2 separate regions of the Homo sapiens genome follow, and region 2 is linked to region 1. The links are chromatin loops, found by intact Hi-C in ENCODE. Cell type or tissue: heart left ventricle. All regions are shown on one strand.

The links. Peaks named below come from ENCODE experiments on the same cell type or tissue, not always from the same donor. Only the 100,000 strongest peaks of a DNase experiment are listed, where the experiment ranks them.
Region 2: it touches region 1 in a loop (3-fold over the local background); 5 of 110 quality-filtered maps call a loop at or near these places.

Annotation. Positions count from the first base shown.
Region 1 is chr5:107,214,522-107,222,521 of GRCh38, reverse strand. No RefSeq gene overlaps it. Among named protein-coding and RNA genes, the nearest start is that of LINC01950, 210 kb to the right of the region's middle. In heart left ventricle, no CTCF peak of the experiment used is centred here; a DNase peak (open chromatin) is centred at 4,501; H3K27ac peaks cover 4,095 bases.
Region 2 is chr5:107,568,225-107,576,224 of GRCh38, reverse strand. All of the region lies in intron 1 of EFNA5 (ephrin A5), which reads left to right. Among named protein-coding and RNA genes, the nearest start is that of EFNA5, 99 kb to the left of the region's middle. RefSeq lists enhancers at 914-2,410, 3,883-4,177, 4,188-4,337, 4,908-5,187, 4,798-5,509 and 2 more. In heart left ventricle, a CTCF peak has its summit at 4,031 (motif pointing right); a DNase peak (open chromatin) is centred at 4,004; H3K4me3 peaks cover 1,116 bases; H3K27ac peaks cover 3,986 bases.

The DNA of each region.
Region 1 (8,000 bases):
GATCATGATGTATTTTATTCATCGAATCAAGACAAATTAAGAAATTATCATTCCATCTAGGCAAATATCCCAGGTAGACTGTAAACTTAAGCTGGAAATAGATTTTTTTAAAAGTGAATTAAAGAAAAAATTAAAGGAAGTTAAATGTTACAGTAAATACAGCTTAAGACCATTAACTTTTTGAATAATCAATACCAGAAATAATAAAGTAGATAAAAAGATTTACTCATCATGTCTGGAATATTGAAAAGATATTTGACAACACATAAAAGAATACTTAACTTGTGAGGAGATGTCTGATTACTAATTTTATATGTATTTTGACCACATAAACATATTTAAAACAATTTTGTAACCTTTTCGATGTCTGCACTCATTTCATGGTAGCGAGATCGAGTTGTGACTCCATAGACAGGGACTGACCCTCCCAGAAGTTCAGGTTTCCAAGGCATGAAGCTTATGATCAATGCTTCAGCAAACTCTATTAAGGGAATGATTACTAAGAACCCTAGCTAGAAAGTGCCTTTTGGTGAAATGTATTATAGATAACATTGTGTTTCTGGTGGCGTTGCAGGGGATGAAACTCCATTAACCTGTTAAGCACGAAGGGTGTAAAAATGCTAAGAGAGAAAAATCATAGAGACTGGAGAAAAGATTTTCCTGCAGTGCTGTGTTCTAAATGGATGAGAGAGCTTCAGATAGTTGTTGTTGCATGGAGCTAGGTCTTAATCTCTTTGTCGTAGAAGGGGAGGGACATTTTGAAAATGGACACCTGCTCAATCTCCTCCCTCCTCAGGAAGCTCTGGCAGTGGCACAAGTTATGCGGTTCCAGGGTGGGCATGTAGGTGTAGACTTTGGCTCCACTTGCCAGCACATATTGCTTGCTCACTGCAGAAGTCTATGCAGTCGTATGGTTGTCCCCAGGTGGGTCATCTGTGGCCATTCTGCAGCGTGTCAGTACTCACATGGTACCTCAGATATTATTCCAGAGAACTGGCTATTTTCATTCCCGCTTGTGCACTTTTGGAGGTAAATGTGGAGAGCCGTCTGATAGAGACAAGTGCTACCCCTAAGCACATATGCAGTAAAATTTAGGCTGTGTGGTGAGATTTGAGGGGAAGGAAGTACTCCCAGGCATCTAGTTTTGCTTAAAGGGTGCTGTGAAGAGCAAGAAGGAATCCACATCGTCTCTGAGTTTGCTCACGTGAAAAGACGAATTACACTGGCTGATTTCAGGGCAGCCGGGAGTGTTCACTGATCCAGAATATTTCCTTTTCCTGACTACCCTTGTTCTTGAAATTCCATCAATCAACATTGTTTTTAGAAGTAAAGCTTTGTCTTTTCTAGGAATAACCTTTGGAAATCTATTTATCGCAGTGAGTGGTAGTTCTTTTATATTAATTGGTTTTTTTTTTAACAGAAAACGTAGGAACCTGAAGGAAAGACAGTCTGATGTGAGGATGGAAGAACAGATGGGCTCATTTGTCCATTTTTATTTATTTACTTATTCATTCATTCAACAACAAAAAATGAATCGAAGAAACTTTTTTCCTTTTATTTTTAGTTGGCCCATAATTGCTTTTATTTATGGGATTCAGAGTGATATTTCTGCATATGTATACAATGTGTAATGCTAAAATCAGTGTTAATTAGCACATCCACCACCTCAAACATTTATCATTGCTTTATGTTGTGAACATTCAAAATCGTCTCTTCTAGACTTTACAGAATGTACAATAAATTATAGTTAACCATATCTACCCTACAGAGCCACACAACACCAGAACTCATTCTTTCTATCTAGCTGTAATTTTGTATTCATTAACCAATTAATTAGTTTCTATCTAGCTATAATTTTGTATCCATTAACCAATTAACTTCTTTCATGAACTGAGCTTTTTGTTTTTAGCTTTCACATGTGAGTGAGAGCATGTTATATTTATGTTTTTGTGCTTGACTTATTTTGTTTAACCTAATGTTCTCCAGGCTCATTCATGTTGGCATGAATGAGAGGATTTCATCCTTTTTAAAGGCTGACTAGAATTTCATGATGTATATATACCACATTTTCTTTATTCATTCATTTTTTGATAGACATTTAGCTTGATTCCATATCTTTGCTACTGTGAATAATGCTGTGATAAACAGAAGTGCAGGTATGCCTTTGATATCATGATTTCTTTTCCTTTGGAAAAAAAACACAGTAGTGGGATTGCTGGATTATATGGTAGTTCTATTTTTAGCTTTTTGAGAAACATTTACACTGTCTTCCATAATGGCTGTACTCATTTATATTTCCACAAATAGTGTATGAGTTATCTTTTCTTTTCCTCCTCACTAGCATTTGTCATTTTTTGTCTTTTTGACATAGCCATTCTAAGCAGGGTGAGATTATATCTCATTGTGGTTTTGATCTGCATTTCCCTGACGATTAGTGATGTTGAACATTTTTTTGTATACTTCTTGGCCATTTGTATGTCTTCTTTTGAGACATATGTATTCAGATCCTCTGCCCACTTTTTAATGGGATTATTTGTATTTTTGCTGTTGAATTGTTAGAATTCTTTTTATATTCTGGATATTAGTCCTGGTCGAATCAATAGTTTGCAAATATTTTCTCCTATTCTACAGGTGTCTCTTCACTCTGTTGATTGTAAAGAAACTTTTAAACATGTAAATTAATAGATAATTTACAGAATACTAGGTTCTGTGGGGTGGAGGGAAGGTACAGAAATTAATGATTTTGCTGACTTCAAGTTCTTACCACATAGAGGAGATATTAAGAGAAGTATTTGGATAATCATAATCCAAGGCAAAGTCTAATTTTTGGCACAACTCAATGGTTGCTCCAAACAAGCCTAGTACAAAGTTGTTTTGCTAAGTATTACCAAGAATGCTTTTCAAGTAATTATAATAGTTTTTCATGCCTATACTGTGGCAGGCACTAGGCTAAGTGTTCCCTTTCAATTAGCTCACTTGATTCTCATAACAACTTTAGGAGATAGTTCCATTTTACCATCTCTATTTTACAAAGAGGTTAAATAACTTTTCCAAGGTCACACTACTACAGAGTGGATATCTGAGCCAAGCCCAAACAAAATGCTGTGGACAACGTCCTGACTGATGTAATTATCTCAGTCCATTGCAGAAGTAGCACCTGATTCCACTAGGAGCTATTAGCAACGTAAGGATCCGATTTTCTGAAATTCACCAGTAGAGAGGTTGGCCAAGGCCAAGAAAATAGGAGAATCATGATATTTATTAAGACAGGGAAATGGGGAAATCTCTGGATCACGGTGCTGGCCAGGGTAAATATGACCTGGTGTAAAATGATGTAACCCTAGATTTATACCACAGTGTAAATTTCATGAGGGCAGAAACTGCAACTTCATCTTACTCATCCTTGTCTTCCCATCACCAAGCACAATATATGGCACTGAATGGGCATTCAATACACTGATGGTGAAAGAACATATGAGGAACCAGTGGTGAAGGAGTCATTGAGAAATTCATTTACTTCATCATCTGACCATGCTGGTTATCGTGAGAAAGTGAGGCCACATTTAATCTTTGAACAATGCTGTAACTTTGCTTGAGTGAATCACACTAAGGAGGCTGTAGAACAGAGAGGTTATGTACATGCTTTAGAGTCAGGCAGAACATGTTTGGATCTAGGCACCCATAATTACTTGCTCTATGATCTTAGGCAATCTAATTTTCTGGAGTCTTAATTTCCTCAGTTGTAAAACTGGAAGTATAATATCTCATGTGTTGTTACAGAGATTAAAAGTGGTAACAAATATAAACTCTTAGTACAATGTCTGGCACATAGGAAGGGCTGCTATCATTTTTATTCCTTTTGTTGTTATTCATGTTATCATAATGATTATGACTATGAGTCATAACAATGGAGTGGAAAGAGCTCTAGACATCATTAAAATACCTTTGCTCTATTCCTGATATATATATATATATATTTTAAAGTATATTTCTAACTCAGATCTCCTAGGAATTGTATTTTCTGTAAAATATAGTTGTGTAGAAATGAGGTTACATATAGGAGCACTTGGTAAATTGCAAAGCATGATAAAAATGTAAGATGATATTATTTTTCCTTACTTTACATAGTTTTATGATTTGTGCTTTTGGTATCTCCTATTTGGCTTGCTTGACCTTAGCTCTCAAACCTATATTCATAAGAAACACCAGGAGAAATTTAAACCTACAGATTCCTGGGCGTCACCCTTAGAGATTCTGATTCAATAGGTCTGGGTCGGGGATGAAGCTGCATTTTTCAACAGGCTTTTCTGTTGATGCCAGTGCAGTTGTACTGTGGCTACCCTTTGAATAGTGCCACTCTGCGATGTGTAACTAATTTGAAGACTGCCGTGACCACTTCAAATTCTAGATCCTGCTTGGTCCTGAAGCAGTGGTTGGTAAAGGCTACTATGAGAGCTGTGGCCCACTGTGCGTCGTCATTTCTATTTGTAGCTGAGTGGAGTTGGCAGCAGGCACAGGCTGGCAGTCGTTTCCAACACACTCCTTGTCAAAGTACATACTGTTTCTGCAGCTGGCATCTATTCCCTGTACATCCCAATTATAACAGTATTACTGAGTCTTGTGACAGTCACACATTTCATCACCTTGGGGGACTGGGCAGAACAGGTTTGCCATGGCAAGGGTGCCCTGTTCCCTCCTTTCTTTGTATTCATCATAGCCTAGGAATCTTGTTGGTCTTGCTTGGCACTGAGTGTGTGCTGTTCCTAACTGAGGATGTCTGGAGCCCAGAACAGGTCAGAGATTATGTGTAAGCTGCAGGTTTGGAGTTGCAGGTTGTGCCTGCTGTAAAACACTAATTTTTGAAGCATTTCTACTATTAAAATTTTCACTGTTATGATGATCATCATGCTTTGCCCTCCTTTGCTGGGCCTGAATGCCTCAGCAAACCATTCCTACTCCTAGGTGCACATGACTGATCCTCTATAATTTGATGGAAGTATAGGGTGAATTTCACACTACCTGCATAATGGGGAGTTTTGATACCTGCATAATGGGGAGTTTTGATGCCTGCATAACTTTTTCCTCTTAAGGAAGTAAAGGAGATAATACAATAGATGTTGAACTATTGTAGTGAAATGTGTTTATGTATAATACATACTCAAACTGTCTTTACTTAGTAACCTGATTTTTAAAATATGAATAGCAAGTTGACACACAGAAAAACATATATTGAGAGTATCTGTTATTTTGGATAATTACTGGAAGTGTGTTACTCTTGAAAGTTATAGTTAATGAAGATATTAAAATAGATCAGCATTTTTCTTTTTAAAAAAGCTATCCTGACATGGATGTGGGTTTAGTAATTGTTACTGGTAACAGCTTATTTGAGATCAATGTTATATTTATGTTAGTTGGTATCAGCTGGAAAAAGATGATTCTTAAAGGTAAACTCAGGGAGAATAGGCTGAATATAATTAATACAAATAGGAGAAATGACTGTTGTCTTAGTCCATTTGTGTTGCTGTAAAGGAATACTTGAAGCTGGGTAATTTATAGAAAAAGGCTTATATGGCTCACAGTTCTGCAGGCTGTACAAGATGCCTAGCAGCAGCATCTGCTTCTGGTGAGGGCCCCTGGCTGCTTCCACTCGTGGTAGAAGGCTAAGAGGAGCAGGCATGTCCAGATCACATGATGGGAGAAGAAGCAAGAGAAAGAGAAAGAGGAGAGACGTGCCTGGCTCCTCGTAACCACCAGCTGTCATGGAAACTACTAGAGAGAGCACTCACTCATCACTGTAAGGATGGCACCAACGCATTCATTCATGAGAGATCTGCCCCCCTGACGAGAACACCTCCCATTATGCCTTTCCTCCAACCCCAGGAATCAATTTTCAACATGAGATTTGGAGGGGTAAAACAAATCAAACTATACTAACTGACAAATGTAAATATTTACAATAAATATAGTAGTGGTGATATTAGAGACACACTGAATTTTAAGCTGTCTAGCAGAATCTCTCCTAAAAAGATAGCATGGTTCTCGAATGTAAAAATTTGCAAAAGTTAATAAAATACCTTATTTGAGTATTCTGCCTTCCATAACTCAAGGGAAATGTAAGGAGCTTAACAGAGAATAAAAAAATGGTCACAAACGTTATTAAAAGAATGGAAATCTAACCTTATATGGGGAAGTTTCGGGAATAAGGGCTATTTTGCTCTGAAGGAGACAGCTGAGATCTGACTTTGATTTAGTAATGGCCTTCAAAAAATGGACATAAAATGTTAGTATAGAAAGTGATCAATTTTCTCCCCTATCCCACTTTAGCAAGAGCAAAGGGAAGTGTACCTTAGCACAAAGGTTGACAGATTTAGATTTGCAGTTGGTGTTTTTAGGAGAAAATCCTAAAGCATAGAATTCTGAGAGGGAGCTTTAAAAGGCAACACAACCTCTACAGTGTGTGAGGATGGTTTGTGAGTGGTTGCGGCCAGTGTTGGAGAGGTCACAGTGCTTTTCAAGGTTCCTCAACCCTAGAATTCTATGATTAAGCCTAGTTATAGTATGGTGCCCAGGAGGAACAAGCAATTGCTGTGAGAGAAGTTCTCAGAACTGCCTCAAACTCAAAGGTTAAAAGAAATGACAGGGCAGTTTTCAGTTTAACTTGGAGCAGAGAAGCTAGAGCTACAGGAGGATTGGTGACATGAACAGATCTGAGGTAAATTTCCTGTTGGAGAAGTGCCACGCAGACTGTGAAAAAGTGGCATGACTGAAAACATCGATCAGGACAGTCAGAAAGCAGGAAATTGTAAGACAGTGTCTCATCCTAAATTTTATGCATGAGGATGAACAGTCATTTCTTTGAATACAATAGAGACCACAAATTTCCTTATGCTTTAAAAAGTTTATAAAATTACTTTTTAACCTAAAGTTTAAAATTATTTAAAAAATATGCATATTAATTTTGTTGTAATACACATAGCATAAAATTTGCCATTTTAACTATTTTAAGTGTACGTTTTAGGGACGTTCACATTGTTCTACAACCATCACCATTAACCATCTCCAGAACTTCTTTCATCATTCCAAACTGAAACTTCGTACCCATGAAACAATAAATCCTCTTTCTTCTCCCCAATAAAGTTACTTTAATAATTAATCGTATTAAGAAACTATTACCTATTTGGTGCATAGTGTTTTTTTCAAAAAGGGAAATTTAATCATGGTTATCCTATCCTAGGGAAAAATTATGAAGCATTTATTATCCATCAAAGAATATGGTTGTTCATGGTTACAGGGTCTAGAACTGGATAAGAAATATATGTTTTTTCAAAAGAAACCTTAAAACAGAAAATGTTTTAATATAAAAATTATACACATCTAGTTCATGTCATTTGTAGGGACATGAATGAAGCTGAAAACCATCATTCTGAGCAAACTATTGCAAGGACAGAAAACCAAACAGTGCATGTTCTTACTCATAGGTGGGAACTGAACAGTGAGAACACTTGGACACAGGGTGGGGAACATCACACACTGGGGCCTGTCGTGGGGTGGGGGGAGGAGGGAGGGGTAGCATTAGGAGATATACCTAATGTAAATGACGAGTTAGTGGGTGCAGCACACCAACATGGCACATGTATACATATGTAACAAACCTGCATGTTGTGCACATATACCCTAGAACTTAAAGTATAATAATAAAATAATAATAATAATAAATTATACACATCTGAATATTCAGGCTTTGATTGTAAATGTTTTCTCATTTCTTACTACACTGTTACTAGACTGTAGTACAGTCCATGGCTGGGCTTGTATTAGTAAAGCACTGGCTCACAGATAACAAAAGGATTATTAATTTTATATCACAGAAGCTGCAGACTGCTGTACCTCATCTGCAGACTGCTGTACCTTATAGGCTGTTATATTTTGAGTTTCTAATGACCATAGAGGCCAGGTACAGATTTAAAATATTACTAACCCTGATGAAAAGTATTTAACAT
Region 2 (8,000 bases), 350 kb before region 1:
AAAGAGTATGATAATGATGATGGAAATGGTTGTTTCTGTGAGAACACTGTAGGAAAAGCAGAAAACTAGAAAACATCCATTTACAACAACCCATTTTGTACCCTGCCGATGCATTTGGAGAACTAGACATTTAGCTTAAACAAGTTCTGGACAGTTATCATTAATGGCATCCTTGGGTGAGTGTTTAATACAACCATTTAAGTTACTGTTTGCCTGGCATTTCCTCCTTTAGGAAATGAGGCAGTTTGCAGAAAAGAAATTAAATAAATCCTGCCTTTCCTTTTTATTGCCTTTGAGATTTCCATGAAAACTTTTATTTCTTGGGACCTCTAAGTATATTTGCTATTGGCAAATGCTGATGTTCTCTTAACTAAATGATTTTGGAAACTGCTAGAAATAGGTCATGTTAAATAGGTGGAATCCTAGATGCTGTCTTTTTTCTTTATAATCTCTTTCTCCCTGATACCTTGAATTTTTACCAAATCTTTTCATTCTGTGGCCCAATTCTCATAGTGGAATGTAAACTCCTCAAGGGTAAGGACTATGTGCTGTGCTACTTGTTTTCATTGAGCTCAGTAGGTCTACAATAGATTATTTTATAGTTTTCAGGATCTCAGTCATCATGACTAACTTGCCTGGAAAAAAAAATCCAAGCTACATCTACCACATTTTCACCAACTTGAGAAAATGTTAATAAAAACATTTAAAACTGCATGAAAAGTATCTCTAACACATTTTATGAACTAATTGGTATGAAAAGCAGTCTTGGTGGGTTCAAAGGATTACTAGAAAAGGTTTTTCCCCTCAGAGGACATAATTTTCTCCTTTGGGATACATGGTATGTGTCCTGATGACCACAAAACAACCCAAACATTTTGGGAAAGTGTCTGCTTAGCTTTCTGGATTTAAAGTGCACCTGAAGATCCTTAAAAGTGTTACTAAGGTCAGTCTGTTTACAAAATATGATATTTTTCCTGATTACTTAAAGATCACTTCTTATCTGTTGGTGGAATAATTTCTTACAGACTAAAGGCTGCTTTTCACCTCTTGGATCTCTTTGATTAACTGCTTGTTATATTTATACCTCAGAACAGGACCAAAGAAAAATTCCGTTTTTATTCTTTGTTACGTTTGAAGAGTTAATGTGAAAGAACGAGTATCGTGCATTGTCAGGAAATGGTTTTTCACGTTAGCATCAGCAAAGCAGAGCAAGTGCCCTCTGCTGTGGCTTCTTCCCATATTAGACAGGGGTGTCCTTCAGCATCTTCACTGATGATGGGCATAAATCAAATTGAGAACAGTGGTATGTAGTGAATTTAGTGCAACTGCATTTTTTAATATGTAAGTAGGCTTAGGTTTTTATCTCCCTTATCTTAAGCCCCGTCAAGATCAAACTCAAGCAAGCATTCACATCCACAATTGAATCTCACCAGCCTTTTTCTTTAAGTTAACATTAGTTCAAACTCTCCCCACTGCTTCTGTCAATAGATCTTTTAAAGACAGGCATTAGAGTTAAGTTTGCCTTAGTCTTTTTCCCCCCTTCCATATAGCTTCAAGCCCAGGGGCTTCTTTTAATAGCATTAGTTAAGGCCCAGAATTGTGTAGACATTTGTGAAGGAAACTTGAAGTTTGGAACAGAATTGGCCTTTATAGTTTTTCCATGGGGGGAAAAAAATCTTCTTATGAGAATAAAGGCTGCCTACTAATCTGCTACCATCTGGAGAATGGAGAAGCCAGAGGTTGTTGGCACCAGGTCACATCCCTTATGTAAACTGTCAAATTCTTTTCATATTAATGGCATATTGAGTTTAATCTGAGGGGGTTTGGTATCAGTCAGAGCTTATTGAATGATTTTTTTTTTGCAAGGGAGGGCTCCTAGTATTGTTACAATATGAGAGAAAGACACTGAGTACTCCCGAAAATCAACCATTTGATTCATAAAAGTCTTCCTTGTACTCCCACTTTCCACCATTTAGTGATGTTTGAAGCCATGAGTAAAAATCCTCTGAGTTCTTCCAAATAACTCTTTTCCATCTGACTTTATTGAAGAAAGTATGAATACGTCTTAAATTCAATAAGAAAACCAATTGATAGTTATCATACTTATCCCCATACTTGAAATAAAATAGTAGTGAGCCTAAGATTCTGTTTTTCTTACAGATTATTTTGCACATATGTGCATGTGAGTATAAATATAGATGTGCATTTTGGTGCTTTAGGGTGTAATAGAACAGCTAAAATCACCCCAAGTCTTATGAGGCTCCTGCTAGCCAAGTGGTAAAGAATAAAAATCCTTACTTTTTGGTTATGAAACCTTTAGCCTCTTGTGGACACAGGGCCAAACAGATTGCAAATGTCTTGACAGCTCTATTCACAGCAGAAGCTTATTCCCAAAACTGGTGCAGATTGATTTTGTTCGTTCTAAAACTGTTCCGTTCTCCCCCTCTTATAAATAAAAATAGACCCACACACTCATTCCCAGACCTTTTGATAGGTAAGGGTTGAACTCTCTAAACCATAGCATGGAAACCCACGTAATCATGTTATTCCCTGGGATAGACATCCATAGTGCAAGCTAAAAGAAGTGGTGAATAAAAGCCGCTGTTGTATTCTGTACTATCCACATAGGATATTTTGGCAAAACAGGTCTAACACTGAATAAATATTTCTTGAACAAATAAATAAAAGAATGACTACAAACTCTCATTTTACCTGGACAGTCTTCTGCTTGCATAAGGAGCATGAAGAAACAAAACCTAAAAATTACGGCCAACAGGATTAAGTAAAGAAGCACTGAGATATCTAGCTTTGGAAAATTCTTTTAAATTCTGAAATGAGAGCATTTGTCCTTGGGGCCTATATTCCACTGGCACTTCTTACCCCCTGGTTTCATATGTAAACCAGAAAATGAAAACCAGACCCACTGACCCAAAGGAGATGAAGCATGTTTCTTTTGCCCATTATATTTCTCTGCTCACGCCTAGATGCCTTGCCTTCTCTGTCCTCTGTGTTTGAAGTTGAGAGCTGGGAACAGACATGAGATTGAGGTCCCAGGGAGAAGCCAAGTTCAGCCTGAGCTGGTGAACTCACTGAGACTAAGGGCAGATAATGTGAACTAAAGATACTCACTTATGACATTTGTGCCAGTAAGGGAAAGACCCACTGCGCCTTTACAAACAGGTTTCTTTTTGGTTGTCTTAACGGATGGCGCCTAGCTGAACGTCTTGGCAGTTTTCCTTAAGTAAGCGTCTCCAATTGATGATGATGGGAATGAGCTTAACACACAAGCCAGTATTACATAGGATTTTCTGCCAAAGACATTGAATGCACCAATTCTGAAGGGAATCATCATAAGGGACAGCGGGCTGATCTTACAAAACATCAGCATGCTTATGCAAGACCCCAACAGCAACAAAAATGACAAAGAATTAGGTGAAAAGGAAGGCAAAAGCTTGGGAAGAAACATGAAAATGTCCGTGTGAAGACATGTGTAAAAAAACAATGGAAGTGCAAAACTGATTTTAGTATTATATTTTGTTGGCAATAAATTCCATCCCGTTGTTTGAATGCATTTTGATCCTACGCTGCAGTGTCCATGTGCTAATAATTTAAATAATTACTGTTAACGTTATAGTAAACTCTAACTTCTAAAAGGGCAGTTAGTCCAGATTTTCTCCAGTAGTCAAGCACTGTATCTGTGAATGACTTAAGAATCTTTTCATGGCAGGTTCCCTTTGGCGGCCCCCTCCTCCCTAGCTTTCTAAACTTCTCACTTGCAAAGCAGCAAGCAGGTTTGTATTCATTCTTTTCAGCTTGCTTGGATTTTATCTGACTGCAGAGAACCGTGACTGGACAAAGATTGTGGTTTGGGGCGGTGACTGCTGTGACGGCACCCTTTGCTCCCATTGTGTGCTTTACAAGGGACTCGCTCTGCCAGAGCTCCTTTCTCCTTCCCCCGGTCTAAACCAGAGAGCTCCGAGGGCTGTCTGGCGCAGGACCAAGAGGCGGAGTTCAGCACCGCGGCCAGCAGGGGGCGTACTTGCCAGATAAGAACAGGTTTCTCGGTGCCAGAGTAACTCACATCACGCACGTTCTCTGCCGGGCTGTCCTTTTTAGTCAATTTGGCTCAAGATTAGACTCCAGAAGCATTTTATTTTGCCCTCTAAGGTCCCGGCCCACACCTGTATGACTGTCTGTCCACGCTGCTGTTTGCAGTTTCTTTTTGTTGTTAACAGTAGGCTCTGCTTTGCCATCCCTGCCGTCTGGTCACCTTTTACTTAGAAATTGGAGAGTGGTTTTCTTTCCCTCTCCCTGTATCACAGGTCAAGTTGAAGGGTACGGTCACCTGCAGGGAACAGGACCAAGTGTGTTCATTGAGCATTTTGCTGTTTTACATGACCTCGCCATAAAGGAGTGTCTCTACGAGAAAGGAAAAACCTGTTTCATAACGCAGTGCAGAGCTTTGTTTTCTCTCGTCAGGGTGACAGCCCTTTGGTTCCTGCCAGTGGGTATGCGACAGGAAGGTGGGGAAACTGGATCATGAAAATTCCACGGCTGGCAATTGCTCATTCTTTAGCCTTCTAGCCAGAGGATAGTGTCTGGTTCCCAGGGTGGCTCAGTACAGTATTTAATTCAGAGAGCCCAAACCTATGCCATTAGCATTTTATTCTTTAAAAAAAAAAAAAGAGGATGACCCTTGGTAATTTATAAGCAGCTTCAGCATAGTCTGGCACGAGGGGGTGATTGAGGAAGCGTTTTGTTTTTTGAAACTTGGATTCAGTGAACTTGTTGACTGGACTTTGCTGGGTAATGTTTTTCCCCGACAGCGAGCCATCTGCACAGGAAAAGTTCACAGTGCAACCCCGGGGCTTGTTACCACAATGTGGTGCTTTATGACTGGGAGCCTTTTCTTGAACGCCTGAGCCACTAGGTTCCTGTGCTCTCTGCCCCAGGTTGGATTACAAGTTGCCCCAGTGCTGGAGCAATTCCCACTCTGGCTGGGGCGGACACGGGAGCAGAAACCCCACAGCAGGTGCTGATGCTTCGGATATCTTTTTCTGTAGGCCCCTAAGCCCTCTTCCCCCACTCGCTCACAGTTCCCAACCCTTGCCGCCCTGGGCCCCATTCTTGGATTAGTTCTCAGGCAGCTGAAAATACTGATGTGCTACTTCCTGTTGAGAGAGAGAGAGAAGAGAGAGTGCACCCGTGCAACTGCAACAGGTACCCCCCAGGGAGGAATGTGAAATCACTGAGCTCAAATCTTAGATGGCTTTCAGAAGTCTGTGTAGAGTGAGTTTACTTTCGTTTGTTTTTAGCAGAAGCCCATTATTTAATGGCAGCAGGTTTGTTTTCAAGTCCCTTGGAAGTAACTTGGTGGTATTTCAGGTATATACGGATATAGAATCCAAACTCTGGTATTTATTGGTTCTTACTTTGCTCACATCAATTGGTCTGTTTAAGCCAGTCATGTGCACAATAGGGTTCCAACATTAATTTTTTTTCAGAAACTGAGATTTACTTGCTGTCCTCTTTTTCTACTATTAGAATCATTAATACCTGCCCGCCCCCACCCCCACACACACACTTTTTCATTTTAAAAGTCATCTCTAGGAGCTGTCTTTCCCAGAGCCTCATTGTTCATGAATTATATTGTGAATCCATTTGGACACCGACCAGGAAGTTGCTATAATTGCTCACATGCAAGTAAAAGCTTTCTCTGTGTATTAATTAGTTGATACAAGGGATTAAGATGATTACATGAAAGGCATTGCTACTTCCCTCTGAATAGTTAGACCAAGGTGGGTGCCAAGGCATCATTTGATCCCATTTGCTCAGCATGTTCCCTTGATAAAGGCACAGAATTTGAACAGTGAGGTTTCCGGAGGCAGCAGAACGTGGGAATCATTTGGATTCACTGTGTCTGTTGATGTGAAATGTGGGATATTAATCAAGGCTAATTACATGCAATGGGTTTGGAACCAACTGAAGGCCAGTTCAGGGCATGGTTCTCTATGTAATTACGGACTTTAAGGTACCAGGGTAATTACTGGAAATTAGAGGCCCTTCCTTTATGGGTCTTGCCTCTCAAAATGTGAAAACAGTTTCTTTCACCATTAGGAGGTAGGTCTCTCCTCAGAGTTTGGTGTTAAACAGATACAGCCAGCTTTTAAGTAGGTCTTGGTCATGCTATGTCAGCTTTCTAGAGTTAGGGCAGTAATCCAGATAATTCTGGCCTACTTTTTTTTCCCTGTCAGTGATCTTCTGATATTTTAATTCAAAATAAAAAGTGGTGTACACTTGCTTAGGAAGTGGAATTTTAATAGTTCACTGTCCTTTTGTAGAAGATCATTTCCTCTTGTGTTGTTTGTTTGCTTTTTTTTTTTTTTTTTTGGTCTCCCAGGCTGGAGTGGCATGGTGCAATCTTGGCTAACTGCAGCCTCCCCCTCCCAGGTTCAAGTGATTCTCCTGCCTCAGCCTCCCAAGTAGCTGGGATTACAGGCACATGCCACCATGCCTGGCTAATTTTTTTGTATTTTTAGTAGAGATGGGGTTTTACCATGTTGGCCAGGCTGGTCATGAACTCCTGACCTAGGTGATCCTTCCACCTCAGCCTCCCAAAGAGCTGGGAATATATATATATATATATATATATATATATATATATAAATATATATATACACACATATATATATAAATATATATACACACATATATAAATATATATACACATATATATAAATATATATACACATATATATAAATATATATACACACACATATATAAATATATATATACACACATATACATAAATATATATATATATACACACATATACATAAAAATATATATATATATACACGTATATATATTTTAAGGGTAGTCTGCAGTCCTTTCTATTAATACATTTAATATCTTTTTACTTGGAAATTTGAGTTGCTTCACAATGTATGAGTGTTTGGAGATGCTACTTTTTTTGAGGAAGCCCCTTCCTAGAGGGCTGGGAAAGCCACCATTGTGAGACTCTTGTGGGAAGGTGAACATTCACCCCCAATACAGAAAGCCCCAAAACCCAGATTCTTGTTTCCTGGATCTCTGGTAGCATATGTCTTTATGCTCATCTGGGGGTTAATATGCTAAGTATAGATTTAACTATGCGTATCTTTGCTTACAGGCATGTGTTTATTAAAAGCTCAGGAAAAGGACTTGGCCACTAAGGTCAACAGAACCAAGGTGGGAGGAACTAGTGATTTTTATAAGTCATATATTTAGCTGTCCTGACATTGTTCTTTTTAAGTGCTTTCAGAATTAGTTCCTATTATAGATACACCATTTCTGAATCTGAAGACCGAGAAGGATTTGTAAAAGTATGGAGGGCTTATGATAATTTTATAAAACTGAGGTTTTGTATATTTTATATATAAGATATTCTGTATCAAATTTTTTAAAAAATGTTTTTTCAACTAGTTGATTTCATCACAAGGCTCAAACCCTACAAATTCTGAAGTTTTATTTATGTTGGCATTTCTGATTCTGTTATGTTCCACAATTATTTGTATGTTCTCTGTCTAGAAAGTCTATGTCTATGTCTAGCCTCACTGCATGTTCCTGACTTGGGTTTGAGGATGGCCAATGGAAGAAGGAGTCATTGTGTCTCTAAATTGGGGCATTTAAGGACTGCAGCTGTCAGTTTCTTTCCTGATGGCTTTACCCTTTGTTTGATCACTCAAGTGTTAATGCAGTGCTGCTGCTGGCCTGATTTCACCATTGCTTCCCCTCCACTACCTGCCTAGGCATGTCCTCTCTGTAGGAATTGCCAGGCTTCTCCCTGGTCTAACTGTCTCTCAATTCTCTTTTCTGGCTTTCCCATGGGTTGTTCTCTCCCCACGATCTTTATTATTCCTCTTTGTCTTTTCTCCTTTTTTTCTTCCCCTCCCCTGTAGAAAAATGGGTCTGTATTTTGATAGCTACGGGGTATATATGTGTATATGCAGAGGGGTAT